2 separate regions of the Homo sapiens genome follow, and region 1 is linked to region 2. Evidence: chromatin contacts called from ENCODE Hi-C data. All regions are on one chromosome and are shown on one strand. Each heading gives the region's core, a stretch centred on a gene start or an enhancer-like site at or near the end of the contact. The rest is flanking DNA. Distances are from core to core; before and after follow the strand shown. Region 1 holds the start of NHS (NHS actin remodeling regulator). Region 2 overlaps TXLNG (taxilin gamma).

Region 1 (7,674 bases), core at 4,238-6,737, 550 kb after region 2:
AAAGCAATTCCTCTGAGTCAAGGCCAGCACTGGGTGTTTTCATCACAGAAGGGTGCTTGGGGAGGAAATTCTGAACAGTTAAAAAGTGGGGGGAGCTTATGAACTCCTGGAGAATGGCCGTTTAGCTTTATTAGCACCCTATGCCCTAGAGACTGTGGTTCATCCTACCTAATTGAAGACTTTTCTTCATAGGAAATATATTAAAAATCTTCCACTTCCTCTTTATAAACTGAGCCCTGCCAAAGAGTGAAAATTATAAATCAGCTATTTTTTAAGAGAAAAAAACCAACATAATTTCCACATTATTTCTCCTACCGCCTGGTTTTCAGGGTTTTTAAAAGACTTGTTGGGAATGCCATTTAATGATTATAGTCAAAAGCACATTTTCTCCTGCAGCTGGTTGGAGGGTGTCTTAATTTTAGCCACTGTTTTGTTTTTAACCATGTAGCGCTGCCTCGTCTTGGCTTTGGTCTTTCCGTTTCTAACCTGTGAGAACCAGCGCCGAAGCTTGCGTTGTCTTTAGAATCCCTGCTCCAGTCTATGTTCCCCCAAGACAGTGTTAATCGCTCTGGGATTCTGAATAGCACTTAATTCTTATCTCTATTATAGCTTGCCTGGCGTTGCACTACAATTATTTGTTTACGTGTCTGTCTACCCCACTAGACAACACCCTTTGAGAGCAATGTTTATGTCTTCTTTCCTTTTATATCTCTGGCAGCTCACAGAGGCCTAAGCACCCAATAAATGTTTGCACTCAGTAAATGGAAGCATCCGGTCAATGTTTGTTACATCACCAAAGGAACGAATAAGTGAATGAAACTCCATTGTTGTTTGCTATCACCATCTGCTTTAATTCTGTCAGTTATTTTGAGTTACGTATTTGCAGTTCTGACTAAATCCAGATTTGGCATGTTTAAAATTATATTCAGTTGTAAAATGTGAGGCTAGGATTTTTGAAGATTAGAAAGAAGTAAGAATTTCTCCCACAGGAAACAATGTGAGTAATCAACAGTTCTCTGCAAAGGAAGATAAAAAGGCTGGTTGGCATAGTCTTTGTATTCACAGTCTTTGGCATTTTGGGAAAACCATTTTAATAGCATTATTTTTTCTGCCCATGTTTTCCTATCAATAAAATGCAGAGAGAAACCCCTGTCCTTCACACTTGATAGACTAAATGAAGATTTTTAAGGAAGAAAAGCACAAGCTGAAACAAGGGAAAACCTTCAATGGTAGTATATAGTCTTTTTTCTCCCTCGAAACTATACATATGGTAGTTATCAATATATGTGTAAATATATTTATGTGTATGGTGGATTAATATTTTGATGTATTAATGAATATGTTTCTCTCCCAGTGTTTCATGGGAATACCTGTACACAAAGCCACATTCAAAGTTCCTGAACTGGAAGAACTTGGACTTTAGAGTTGCAAAAAGTAAGCTATGAAGGCTTTGGACATCATAAACCACACATATGGAAGAATGCATGCTTCCTCATTCAAGATGGCATACCACCATGGGCTGTGAACTTCCTCCCATGAGCCAGCAAAACTAAAGGAAAGAGGGATTTGGGGACTCTCAGAGCTCAGCAACTAACATTAAACTTTGCAGAAACTCTTGGAAAGCCTGACAATGGTGGCCTCCTGGTGTGGGAGAGAGAGGAGTGAGTAACATCTTTCTGTGACCCTTCAGTCGGCTATGTGTATGAGCTCTTTCCATATGTTTTAAGGCTCTCTGAAGTTTATCCTTTATTTTTCCCTTAAGGTGTTGTTCTGTACTGTAACTTTATTTGTAAGTGCAGTTTAAGTGTAGTATAGCCATGAGCTCGAAAAAGTTTTCTGCTTCATTGTGAACCACATGACTCTCCAACGATTTCCCAAGAATGACAACCTCACCCTCCTCCACTCCTCACCACCCAATTTCAAATCTGCTCTTCTTCCTTCATGAGATATTATAACATTGCATTTTATGTACAAACTATATTTATTTACTTTCAAATTGTAGCCCTTCACCTATGTAAACTTGCTATAGTTTTCTATCTGTGAAATGGTTTAAGTAACTTAAGTTGGGATGGAATGCTCATAATTTTTTCCAATAAAATTAATGCAAATATTTTTTATTTAACAGGTTTTTACTTAGTGGCAGGACTTTTTAGGAGTAGATTACATTGATTAAATGAGGAATAGGTTCAATTAGGTGGAGGAAAAGACACTTCAGTCACTATAATTCAATGATTATGCTAATGTGCCCCGTGTATCTCCTGGCATTTCTTAGCCAAAAGAAATATTTTCAAGTATAAATAATGGTAGGATATTCAAATCAGAACATTTTTAGCGAAGAGTGTTTTAGGAATCTCTGCTTTGCCGCTTGTGAGGTTCTATAGGAAGCCTGACTAGGGTTCCGTGGAGGCATGAGGACAGCCAGGTTGAGGACAGTGGCGCTTCACGGTGCTCTCAATGCCAATCTTCAAGTTCAGCAAAGCCCTTCTTCCTTCTGGGCTGGAGCAGGCAAGAATGTAACTGTGGGGCGTGGTGACACAGACAGGATCTTTCATTCATTTTACAATGGCATACAGTTTATACTGACTAAACATTTGAATTTATGGGCGAATTGTGCTGGCCTTTGAGCTGCATGAATGACTGCTGGGAATTAGGCGATGGGGCCATTTAAAAATGTTTCCTTTCCCTTCTATTTTGGCTACAAGTGCACGGTAAATAAACATGTGTACATGAATAGTGGGGAGGCGGTGTGATTGGGAGAGATCAACACACACATAACAATCTGGTGTAACAATCAGGTGTAACAACCTGGCTTTAGAAAGCAACCTTGACTTCATCAGAACTTTTTGTGGGAAAATTTGGAGTAAAATGTCACAATTCAGGATTTAAACAAGAAAGACACAGCTCCCACGTATGCTGAAAACTCATCAGCTTAAGACTATTCACATGTCCTGTCAGGATTACATGTGTTGCTACCCTTTTTAAAATTTCAGTATTTTAGTTCTAGAAAGCAGGAATAAAACCCAAAAATGTGTGTAGGGGTGTGTGTGTGGGGGTAATTCACATGGGAGGGACTTGAGTTGGGAAAAGGGTAGGATGGGGCCAGCAGGCTGTCTTGAAGCTGCCTTCCCAAAGCTAGCAGTTTTTTATTTAGATGGTGTCACTAATGTAAAACAATCGTTACATTTTCTAAAGATACCTTTATTCATATCTTACAGAGGACTGGGAAAACATCAACCAACCATATCAATGAATATGATCATTTGTATTAGGTTTGGTTTTGGTGACTTTGAAGGAGGGTGTCTTTCTCCCCAAATAAAACAAAAACAAAAACAAAAACAAAAACAAAAACAAAAACGTAATGTGCTCTTGGAAAGGTCACTGGGGACCACCACCAAAGGAAGGGGAGGGGACAGCGAGAATGAAGGAGATCAAAAGCCAAAATTAAAGGTTTTTAAAATTTTAACCAAAGGGCTTTATTAGCACACAAGTCAGAGTCAAGGAGATTACAAAGAGGGCACTCCTTTTTGCATCCTTGAACTGTGCTTTGAATCATTTTGAAATCTCGGCTTGAATCTGAGCTGATCACTTGGGGGCAGACACTAAGGTAGCTGGCCTGTTTTTTAGCTTAATTACCCCCTTGAACCCTTTCTCTCCTGGGCCTTTGCCCTTCCTTTCTGATCACTTATTTTGGGAGCCCTGGAAGGAACTTGCCAATAATCTGAAACTCCCTTTAGGAGTGAGAGTCCCACACCACTTATTCATTGCCCCTGTCAATGCTCAGATGGGCCCGCTCCACTGGCACCCTTGCTATTAATAGGACAGTGCTAGGTAAGGGAGAGTGAGAGGCAGGGCAGCCTGTTGCCACAAGGCTTGCTAACCAGATGCCTTTAATATCCCTCATTGTTCTCCATGCTTCCATGTGTTTAGGGAGAAGTGTCTGGCTTGCCTACCCAGCAGAACTCATGTTCAGAATTTTGAACGTATTAAAAAGTCAAGCTCAATTTAAAAACAGCTAGCTCAACGCTTTTCAGATTTGTGAGATAAAAAACAAACCTTAAAAGACCTTGTTCCAAAATATTCTTTTCTTTCATTTTTTATTTGGAAACAAAACCAAATTTAAAGTTGCAAGAAATGTACAATGAACCCTGATATGCCCTTAACCTAGACTATTTTGAACATTTTGCCATATTTTGTTTTTTTCTCCCTTCATACATACACATCTTTATTATCATCATTCTTCTTCTTGTTGTTACTGAAACATTTATGTGTACTTTGCAGACATCATGGCCCTTTACCCCCAAAGCCTCAGCCTGGATCTTTTATGAACAAGGATATGTCCTTGCCGAAAATTTTGGTTTTTTTTTGTTTTTTTTTTTTTGTTTTGTAGAATAAGACAAGGGTCTGTTGAAGCCTTTAAAACCAAAGCGTGGGCCAGTCCAAAGTGCTGACTGTTGGAGCCTCCTCCCTCTCCCGCCTTTAGAGGGAGGAGAGGAGACACCACCGCAGGTCTGGAGGACTTTATTGTTGCCATAAAACATATTTTTTCCATGTTCTCTTTAGAAACACGAAAAGAGGCTGCATTCCCAAGATCTGGCTTGTGGCTTTAAAATAAAAAATATTTTTACAGTATACTTTTTGGAGGCATGAAAGCACGTGTTTTATTAACATTTCCCAAACTCTTTTTACTGACGGCATACAGCCTGCAGCCTGCTGCAATCGAAAATGCATGCCTTTTTAGAAATTATACCTTTCAGTTAACTGAAGGGGAAAACTTTCCCTTCTTCTGTAAATCATCATCTCTCTGATGGAGAACTTTAAAAATCCTGTGTATGATCAGCACAGTAGGGTGACGAGGAGGTAATGCCGTTTATCTCACCCAACGTGCAATGAGTTTCGTAAGCAGTTTTCTGGGGATTTTGCTCATTGGTGGTTTGGGTCTCATTCACGATATTCTATAGAGCCCGTGCCCAAAACAGGGGGCCACGTGATGCCTGGGAAGGGGTATAAACAGCACTCTGGCTGCTCTGGCCACATGGAGATGCGCCTACGCCCTTTGCCCTCCCCAGTTGTCTCCTTGCGTTCATAGAGCCCGGGGATCTCCAAGGAGCAGCCCAGTTTTCCCTGTAAGAACCCAAAGGTCTTGTACAGAGCTGGAATTCGGCGAAAAACTTGCTCCAACACGCCAAATCTGCCGCATCCTCAATACCCCACCCTCTTCCCTCTGCGCTTACTGCCCACACCCCTACTCCCAACTTGAGGACTCCCCGCCCCCACCACGCTGACAGTCTCAATTCCAACCCCTTGGATGTGAGGAAGTGTCTTTGCGCCTGAACGCGCCCAGCACGGCGAGGCCACCAGTGACTCCCAGCGGCCGCACAGGGCGCTGCGCCCCCCTCGCCCCGGCCTCCCCCGCCCTGCGTCCGCCCCGTCACCCCCGCGCGGCCTCCTGCGCCCGGGCTGGAGGCAGATTCCTCTCTCCGGGTTTTCAGAGCGCCTTTCCGAAACCTCCTCCCCGCCCAGCCAGGGAGAGAGATCCCGGGCGCAATCGCTCCCCGGAGCGGCCGAGGGGCGCGCGGGGAGAGGCCTGCGCCGGGGTACTTTCAAACTGAGGCGCGCGCACACACTCACACCCACCCACCCACTCACCCACACACACACAGACACACGCACGCCCATTTATATAGGCGGCGGCGACGGCAGTGGCCGGGGTGGCGACGGCGAGCACAGAAACGATGGAGTTGAGCCAGTCGACCCTGGTTGGAAGCAAGTGAGAAGAGACCAGGCGCACCCCTAAATTTCTGTGCGGAGCGCTTGTCATCCTCCCCAGGGAACGGTGCACCCAAAGGAGGACTGGCTGGACTGATTTGCTAGGGAGAGGGCGGGGAAGAGGAGGCAAGGTGAGCAGAGAAGCCCCCTGCGTATCCGGACTGCCAGATCGCGCTTTTGCCGGACTCCTGCCCCCTCCCTGCTCAGGTGGGCGCGCCCGGTCTCCAGCTCACAGGGGCGCTTGGAGGAGACCAGAAAGTCGCCGCCTGGCTGCGCGGGATGCCTTTCGCCAAGCGGATCGTGGAGCCGCAATGGCTGTGCAGGCAGCGGCGCCCTGCGCCCGGCCCAGCAGTGGACGCGAGCGGAGGCAGCGCTGAGCCGCCGCCGCCCTTGCAGCCGCCGGGCCGGAGGGACCTGGACGAGGTCGAGGCGCCAGGGCCAGAGGAGCCAGCCCGCGCCGTCCCTGCACCTTCAGGGCTGCCACCGCCGCCGCCGCCACTGCCCGCGCCGGCCGACCAGACTCAGCCGCCGCACGGAGAGGCGTCCGTGGCTGGCGAGGAGAGCACGGCGGGGATCCCGGAGGCGGCGCCCGCAGCCGGCGAGGCGTCCTCGGCGGCGGCGGCGGCGGCCGTGCTGCTCATGCTGGACCTATGCGCGGTCAGCAACGCCGCTCTGGCCCGTGTCCTCCGGCAGCTCTCGGACGTGGCCCGGCACGCTTGCAGCCTCTTCCAGGAGCTCGAGAGCGACATCCAGCTCACCCACCGCCGCGTCTGGGCGCTGCAGGGCAAGCTCGGCGGCGTGCAGCGCGTCCTCAGCACGCTTGACCCTAAGCAGGAGGCAGTGCGTGAGTACCCGCGCCGTCCGCCCGCCAGGCTATGGGTTTCTGCGCCGCACCCTCGCGCCCTCCCCAGCAGCGGCAATCCCAGCCCCGCGGCGCCGCTCCGGTTGCAGCTTGCACCTTACTACTCTCGCCTTCCCACCCTTCCCATCCCCTGGGACCCACCCCAATCCTCCTGGGGCTGAGTGGCTGGGCTGGACCCCGATTCAGTGATGCAGACGTGGACGGTGGAAAGTTAAAAGGGCGACCTCTGAAGTCGCAGGCAGCGTGGGCTGAGAAGGAGCAGAAAGGGAGCGTTTATGGGGAGCACAGGAGGCAGAGAGGGTCTGTCCTTCACCACCGGGGCTCGCCTTTCACGTCCTTCACGGGGCGTAGGGAGGAGGGTTGCAACTCCTGTGGTTTCCAGAAGCCCAGCCCTGAGCCCTGTAGCCCACACCATGCATGTTCAGGGTTGGGGGTTCCAGGAGTAGTGAGTGTTCTTTTGAGACTGCTGCAGCACCGCGGCTGTTTCGTCACTCGCTGTGACCTCAGGTGCTGCCCCGAGCTCCGAACTTGTGCCTTGCCCTCGTGTGCGACGTAGCGTGGCGCTGCTCGCCTCCTAGACTGAACTTCGTAGTGCTTCTGCCGAAAACCCTTGTGGCCCGGAGGGGCCGCGGGGAGGGTCAGGGAGAGATGAGGGTGGGAGTGTCAGGGGCCCCGGGGAGATGGAGGAGACCCCTGGGCATCTTTTCTGCTCTGAACAGCCCAGGGTTCCTACTAAATGGCTCTGTGCCATCTGCCCGCAGAGGATCCCACAGACTATCTTCCTCCTCCCCGGTGCACTGTCGCCCAAATTTACTGGCACGTGGACTTAGGTATGAACTAGTCTGCTAGGCGGGCTGCAGGGAAACGACGAGGAAGGAAGTCTGGGAGACCCCTGGGCGTCTTTGCTGTCCGTTGACTTCGCTTTTACGACACCCAAGGGCTCCCAATAAATAGTCATTCTATGTCATCTCCCTTCCAAGGGCGGTCCCCTTGGCTCCGGATCGTCCAAATCTGGCGACGGCAGAATCATTTAGGAACGACCCAGG
Region 2 (6,809 bases), core at 4,246-6,745:
ATTTTGAGTTCTTCAGTTGCACAAAATGATTATAACCTAAAATCTCAAATATCTGCTCTCCCATAAATTTTGAAAGTAGCTTTTGTCCATTTGTGATAAGAGAAGGATACTAAACACCTCCTCACCTCAACAGTATTATTCAGAAAAGGAAGAGGCCCTCTTTCATACAGAGAGTAAATGCACAGAATTTAAATTTGTGCCACATCATGACCAGGAAGTGTTCACAAGGGGAAAAAACTCAAATAGGGTTAACAATGTGATAGAAGACAGTTACTGACATAAGAATAACATACTGGAATAAAGGCATCTTTACCATGTGTATTAGGGCAGGGATAGCTGCTTAAAATATCAGTCTCAAAATTTCCATGGCTTAGCATGAGAGAAGTTTATTTCTTGTTCACCTATAGTCCAGTGTAGGTTTTCTTTGTAAGTAGGGTGGCTTTCCTGTATGTACATAGGATATGGAGGCCTAGGCTTCATTAATCCTGTGGCTCTGCCATCCCTTAGGGTCTTGGAGATGTCTGCATTTTGCCAGAGTCGGGGAGAGATGGTTGAGAAAGAACTTGTGCTTCTAAGAATAAAAGTCTTGGACAGTCGTGTCCTATGCCCACATTCAGTTGGTGGGAACTTCACGTGGAAGTCGCCCCTTGGTGTAAGGGGGCTGGGGAATAGTCCCTGGCTGGGCACTTGTCTCATAGTGCCAACTCCACAGGAACTTGGGGGAGCATGGGGTTTTGATGGATAGCTAGCTAGCCATCCCTGCTGTACTGTCTCCTTGAGGATAAGATTAGAATAATTAATATTCATTAACTGGGGACAGTTTCACTTCTGTTAAGGTGCTAATTATGTTAAGTGGTGAATTTTTATGTGGAAATCAATTTAGATTTATAACTAAATGGGTTTCTTGCCTCCTTTGGTACTGAATAGTTGTGTGATTCATTTTAACTAATTTCCTTATACTTTATAGTTAGGTCACCTCTCAGTGAAACCTAGAAAGTACCATATTTACATCAATTTTGCAAACCACTAAGGAAGAAAAAACTATCAGGCTATGATGTTCCATTGCTTGTAAACATTGATTACATTAGATTTAACCCCTTCTCCATCTTTTTTCTCCTTCTCCTTTCTTCTAGTTTGAAATTGGCACAATGGAAGAAGCTGGAATTTGTGGGCTAGGGGTGAAAGCAGATATGTTGTGTAACTCTCAATCAAATGATATTCTTCAACATCAAGGCTCAAATTGTGGTGGCACAAGTAACAAGCATTCATTGGAAGAGGATGAAGGCAGTGACTTTATAACAGAGAACAGGAATTTGGTGAGCCCAGCATACTGCACGCAAGAATCAAGAGAGGAAATCCCTGGGGGAGAAGCTCGAACAGATCCCCCTGATGGTCAGCAAGATTCAGAGTGCAACAGGAACAAAGAAAAAACTTTAGGTAATAATCCGTTCAGTGGTTGGACGTTTCACATGCTAATCATTTTACTTGTGTTTTCTGCAGCCCAGATAATTTTGAACACAGCCACTTTAGAGGTGCTTAGCCAACACCCCTAGTGTCTTCGGTGAGGTCAGTCCATGTGTCTGCTGCAGTTATGTGCAGGAGGCGAAAACAGCAGAGAGGACGCTTAGTTTTTTTTTTTTCCAAATAATCAAGAATTGGCTAATTAAAAAATTTTTTTTGTAGAGACAGGTTCTCACTGTGTTGCCCAGGCTGGTCTCAAACTCCTAAGCTCAAGCAGTCCTCTCCTGCCTCGGCCTCCCAAAGTGCTGAGATTTCAGGTGTGAGCCACTGTGCCCGGCCACATTGCAGTTATTTCTGATCATTTTCAGTAATTGTGTTTAATCGTCTCTTAAAGGTCTTATTGGCCTTGGGTTAAATGAGAGAAGATTTCATTAATAAAATTTTATGTGAGTAGAAAAGCATTCTTTTTTGAAGTCACCCTTTTTCCCCCATAGCAGTCTGTATGTCAGAGTTATTTTGAGATATATATTTTGATGCAATATCTTACATATAAGAATGAACATTAAAAAAATAAAAATGGTACCTATCACCTAGCTTAAGAAATAAAAGATTACCCCTTACTTCGAAATGCCATTAGTCCCCTCCTAATCTCAGCCACCTGCCTCTCTCTGCCAAAGTCCTTACAGTATTGCTAAGGTCTTTCCCCACAGGAAGAGCTATCTTGTCATCCTTTGGTTAGTTAACCTTAGTTAACACACAGAATATACTTAGTAAATCATAAGAAAAGCACACGTTTTTAAATTGTTCGTAGGAAAAGATATGTTCTCCTGTGATTATGTGTGTCTTTGGCAAAGTGTAGTACCAACTGAAACTCCCTTTGAACTTGCTTCTATATTCGAACTTGGTTAGGAGGAAGCTTTAAAAAAAATTCCATGCCCTTTGTAACTTGCCCTTTGTCTTAACTTGGACATCAGTGATTAGGCAAGGAAATTTATAAGCTTTTAACAAGAGTTCTTATAAATAGCTCGCAGTGTTAGTGAATGAGTTAAGAAATTTGGGGTGGGTATGGGGAGGGGAGCGAGGCCTGCTAATCCAGAATTTAAAAATTGCCTTTTTCATTGAGCTGGTAAATCTCTTATTTATAATCATAGGTGTAAATTAGTTTACTCTGGATGTCAGAGCACGGGAATTGTTAGTAGAATTTACAGGTTAGATTTGATCTCATTCTTCTGGGACTTATTTCTTTTCTTGTTAACCATCAGGAAAAGAAGTTTTATTACTGATGCAAGCCCTAAACACCCTTTCAACCCCAGAGGAGAAGCTGGCAGCTCTCTGTAAGAAATATGCTGATCTTGTGAGTATTAAGCCAAGGATGTGAGAGCCATATAAAATATAACAAAATGTGTGTGTGCTTGATAAGTTTCTTAAAGTACAAATTTGATATGGCCTTAAATGTAAAATTATATTTTATTCTGAAATTGAAGAAGAGAATCTGTTTTGTTGGGGCTTTTTATTGGTTGTATAGTTTCATTTTATGAGGTAATATATAGGGAACATTGTAATACTAAGATGTGGCATAGATTTTCTAAAACTCAGTTTTAGAGTCTAAGTCAGCCTTTCCATTGCTATGTTGTGATGCCTTAGGTGCCACTCAGTTGGGGTGTAGTGGTTCCTGTCTTAAACTTTTCCTAAGGGAATTCTAGAGATTGAGGACTGTTTTGATTGAGATTGTGAGTTACATGAAATCATCTGCTAAAACAATACTTTGTCTCAGAAATACTTCTTTAGCATCTACTATGTGTCAAGCATCCTTTTTTCCATTTTCTAGAAACAGTGACCTTATCAAAGAGTTTGTTCTCAGCTATATTATTTTATTTTATTTTTTTGAGACGGAGTCTCGCCTGTGGTCCAGGCTAGAGTGCAGTGGTGTGATCTCAGCAGACTGCAAGCTCCACCTCCCGGGTTCACGCCATTCTCCTGCCTCAACCTCCTGAGTAGCTGGGACTACATGTGCTCGCCACCACGCCTGGCTAGTTTTTTTAATTTTTTAGTAGAGATGGGGTTTCACCGTGTTAGCCAGGATGGTCTTGATCTCCTGACCTCGTGATCTGCCCGCCTCGGCCTCCCAAAGTGCTGGGATTACAGGCATGAGTCACCGCGCCCGTCCATTCTCAGCTATATTACAGGTATTACAGGTAGCATTAATTCTCTTTTTGGAGTTTCTTTCTTTCTTTCTTTCTTTTTTTTTTTTTTTTTTGAGACGGAGTCTCGCTCCGTCACCCAGGCTGGATTTCAGTGGTGCGATCTTGGGTCACTGCATCCTCCGCCTCCCGGGTTCAAGCTATTCTCCTGCCTCAGCCTCCTGAGTAGTTGGGACTACAGGCGCGTGCCACCACGCCTGGCTAATTTTTTGTATTTTTAGTAGAGATGGGTTTCACCGTGTTAGCCAGGATGCTCTCCATCTCCTGAACTTGTGATCCGCCCGCCTTGGCCTCCCAAAGTTCTGGCATTACAGGCATGAGCCACTGTGCCTGGCCCGTGAGGGCAGTTTCAACTTGGAAACCCTGCCATCCTATTTGAATTGAAGAATGGGAAAATCATAGAACCCTTTAAAGGAATGGTTGCGGGAAGCTTTTAGAATAAGTGGTTCTAATATAAATGCTAAAATTATTGCCTTTTGTGACATACTTAGGTGAATTATCATGTACAATTTATATGCATCTTCATCTGTTAAAACAGTTAATTCCATATCATAAGCCATTACTTTTTTTTAAATCAATGATCAGCTCTAAAAAAATGAATTCTGAGGCTGGGCGCGGTGGCTCACGCCTGTAATCCCAGCACTTTGGGAGGCCAAGGTGGGCGGATCACGAGGTCAGGAGATCGAGACCATCCTGGCTAACACGGTGAAACCCTGTCTCTACTAAAAATACAAAAAAAAAATTAGCCTGGCATGGTGGCAGGCGCCTGTAGTCCCAGCTACTCGGGAGGCTGAGGCAGGAGAATGGCATGAACCCGGGAGGCAGAGCTTGCAGTGAGCCGAGATCGTGCCACTGCACTCCAGCCTGGGCAACGGAGCGAGACTCCATCTCAAAAAAATAAAAAATAAAAAAACTGAATTCTGTTAGTTTATTGCCTCAAGAATGACAGTTACAGGCCAGGCATAGTGGCTCACGCCTGTAATCCCAGCACTTTGGGAGGCCGAGGTGGGTGGATCACGAGGTCAGGAGATCAAGACCATCCTGGCTAACACGGTGAAACCCCGTCTTTACTAAAAATACAAAAAAAAATTAGCCGGGTGTGGTGGCGGGTGCATGTAGTCCCAGCTACTCGGGAGGCTGAGGCAGGAGAATGGCGTGAACCCGGGAGGCGGAGCTTGCAGTGAACTGAGATTGCGCCACTGCACTCCAGCCTGGACGACAGAGTGAGACTCTGACTCAAAAAAAAAAAAAATGACAGTTACTTTCCCTTAGTTTATGAAGTGGTCCAGGTATACCTCAGTTAGCTGGCATTCAGCAGCTTGGCACCTTTCACTATTTGTAGCAACAGGACGCCCTGTGCATCAGTGAAAATGTCCCAGAGCAGTCACAAATGCAAAGATGGCCGAAAACACAGCGTGGTTGGATTGATGGCTTCAGGAAAGGAATGCTTCCATTGGCTGTGGAAGCCAGTCCCCCTTGGTGCCTTTCACATGGGGAGAATCATGCAAGAAATGGCGGAAAAAGAAGAAAGACAAGAACAGAAAAGGGAAAAGAAAAAATGGAGAAAAGAGTAAAAACCAGAAAAAGCAGTGTCGAAGGTTAGCTACCCAACCCAGTGATGTGACAATGACAGACAGCCATGAATTGGTTAGAAGAGAGAACAAACAGTGATCTGGGGTGGTTGTTCTCAGACTCACACCGATCATTGAACTTGTGGTTAAAATGCACATTCTGATTCACTAGGCCTTGGTTGGGGCCTGAGGATCTGCATTTTAACAAATGCCCGGGCAACAGTGATGATGCTGCCAGACCTTGGATCACACTTGAAGTAGCAGGGGTCTAGGGTGTTTTTGTTTGTGACTTTTGGTTTTATTGTTTTGATTGTGGATAAGGTTATTGCTAAGCACCAGCAGTAATGACTGTGTTCATTTCAGGATGTGACACATTGAAGACTTGCCTAGTGAGTAATCTCTCTTTTATACAGATTTGTGCCAAAAATTTGAAAGACAAAATGTGTATTGTTTCCAGAAAATGTTCTAAAGCTTGATTTCTTGAAGCAACACATATTTCACTTAAAAGGTAGATATAGGCCGGGCGTATAATCCCAGCACTTTGGGAGGCTGAGGCAGGCGGATCACCTGAGGTCGGGAGTTCGAGACCAGCCTTACCAACATGGAGAAACCCCGTCTCTACTAAAAATACAAAATTTGCTGGGCGTGGTGGCGCATACCTGTAATCCCAGCTACTCAGGAGGCTGAGGCAGGAGAATCACTTGAACCTGGGAAGCAGAGGTTGTGGTGAGCCGAGATCGTGCCATTACACTCCAGACTAGGCAACAAGAGTGAAACTCTGTCTCAAAAAAAAAAAAAAAAAAAAAAAAAAGTGGAGTATATATATGTGAGGTCACCAAGGGAGTCACAGCCTTTTCCCAAGGATTATTCTGAAAAGTTCCCTTCCCTTTTGCCATCACTGTCTTCTGCCCGTTTATGACATATATCGTCTGATGTCATTGTGCTTGTTGCACTGACATGCATAACTGTTTTGTGGAGCAGTTGGAATGGATTTCTGTGCACTGTAACTGGGATTGTCCATTGGAGAGACCCTGTGGCCAACATGTTCACCAGATCACATGGATTCATGAAATTGTAGCATTTTGCTTTTAGCTGTGGATACCATTAACATGATCCTTAAGTACTTTATAATGCTATTCTTTCCCATCCTGTAGTCAGTTTGTACAGATTATTATAGCATAATAATCTTAATATATGCTTGGGGTAGGTTCCATTCTCCTTACTCTTTTCTTCTGAAGTATCTTGGCTATTCTTGGCCCTTTACTCTCTATAGATTTTAGATTCAATTTAGTAGTTCCGTGTGTTGGGGGGCACTATTTGGGATTTCAAAGAGCATTTCACAGAATCTGTAGATACATTTGGGGGAGAATTGCCATCCTCATGATATTAATGTAACTTAAAAAATGGTTATCCTGGCCAGATATGGTAGCTCAGCCCTGTAGCATCTGCACTTCAGGAGGCTGAAGCAGGATTGCTTACAATCAGGAGTTCAAGACCAGCCTGGGCAACGTCGCAAGACCCTGTACACACACACACACGCACACACGCCTGTAGTCTCAGCTACTTGGGAGGCTGA

Evidence for each region. A loop is a pair of places that touch in the nucleus more often than their neighbours do. Pooled maps may share reads with other maps.
Region 1: a loop to region 2 is called in a map of ascending aorta, with 5 times the contacts of the local background. The contact joins the promoter of NHS here to the enhancer-like site in region 2. A Hi-C loop is called at or near these places in 4 of 168 maps with a recorded cell type or tissue (PC-9, ascending aorta, chondrocyte and 1 more) and 12 of 50 pooled maps.

The regions. Positions count from the first base shown.
Region 1 is chrX:17,369,713-17,377,386 of GRCh38, forward strand. It overlaps NHS (NHS actin remodeling regulator), which reads left to right and starts at 5,488. Exons shown (of 9, transcript NM_001291867.2): 1 at 5,488-6,610. The coding sequence starts at 6,046.
Region 2 is chrX:16,817,441-16,824,249 of GRCh38, forward strand. TXLNG (taxilin gamma) reads left to right here. Exons shown (of 10, transcript NM_018360.3): 2 at 1,134-1,437; 3 at 2,724-2,815. Among named protein-coding and RNA genes, the nearest start is that of TXLNG, 34 kb to the left of the region's middle. Within about 2 kb of position 5,496, at least 3 of the 41 ENCODE cell types and tissues checked have a DNase peak (open chromatin) inside an H3K27ac peak, as active enhancers do.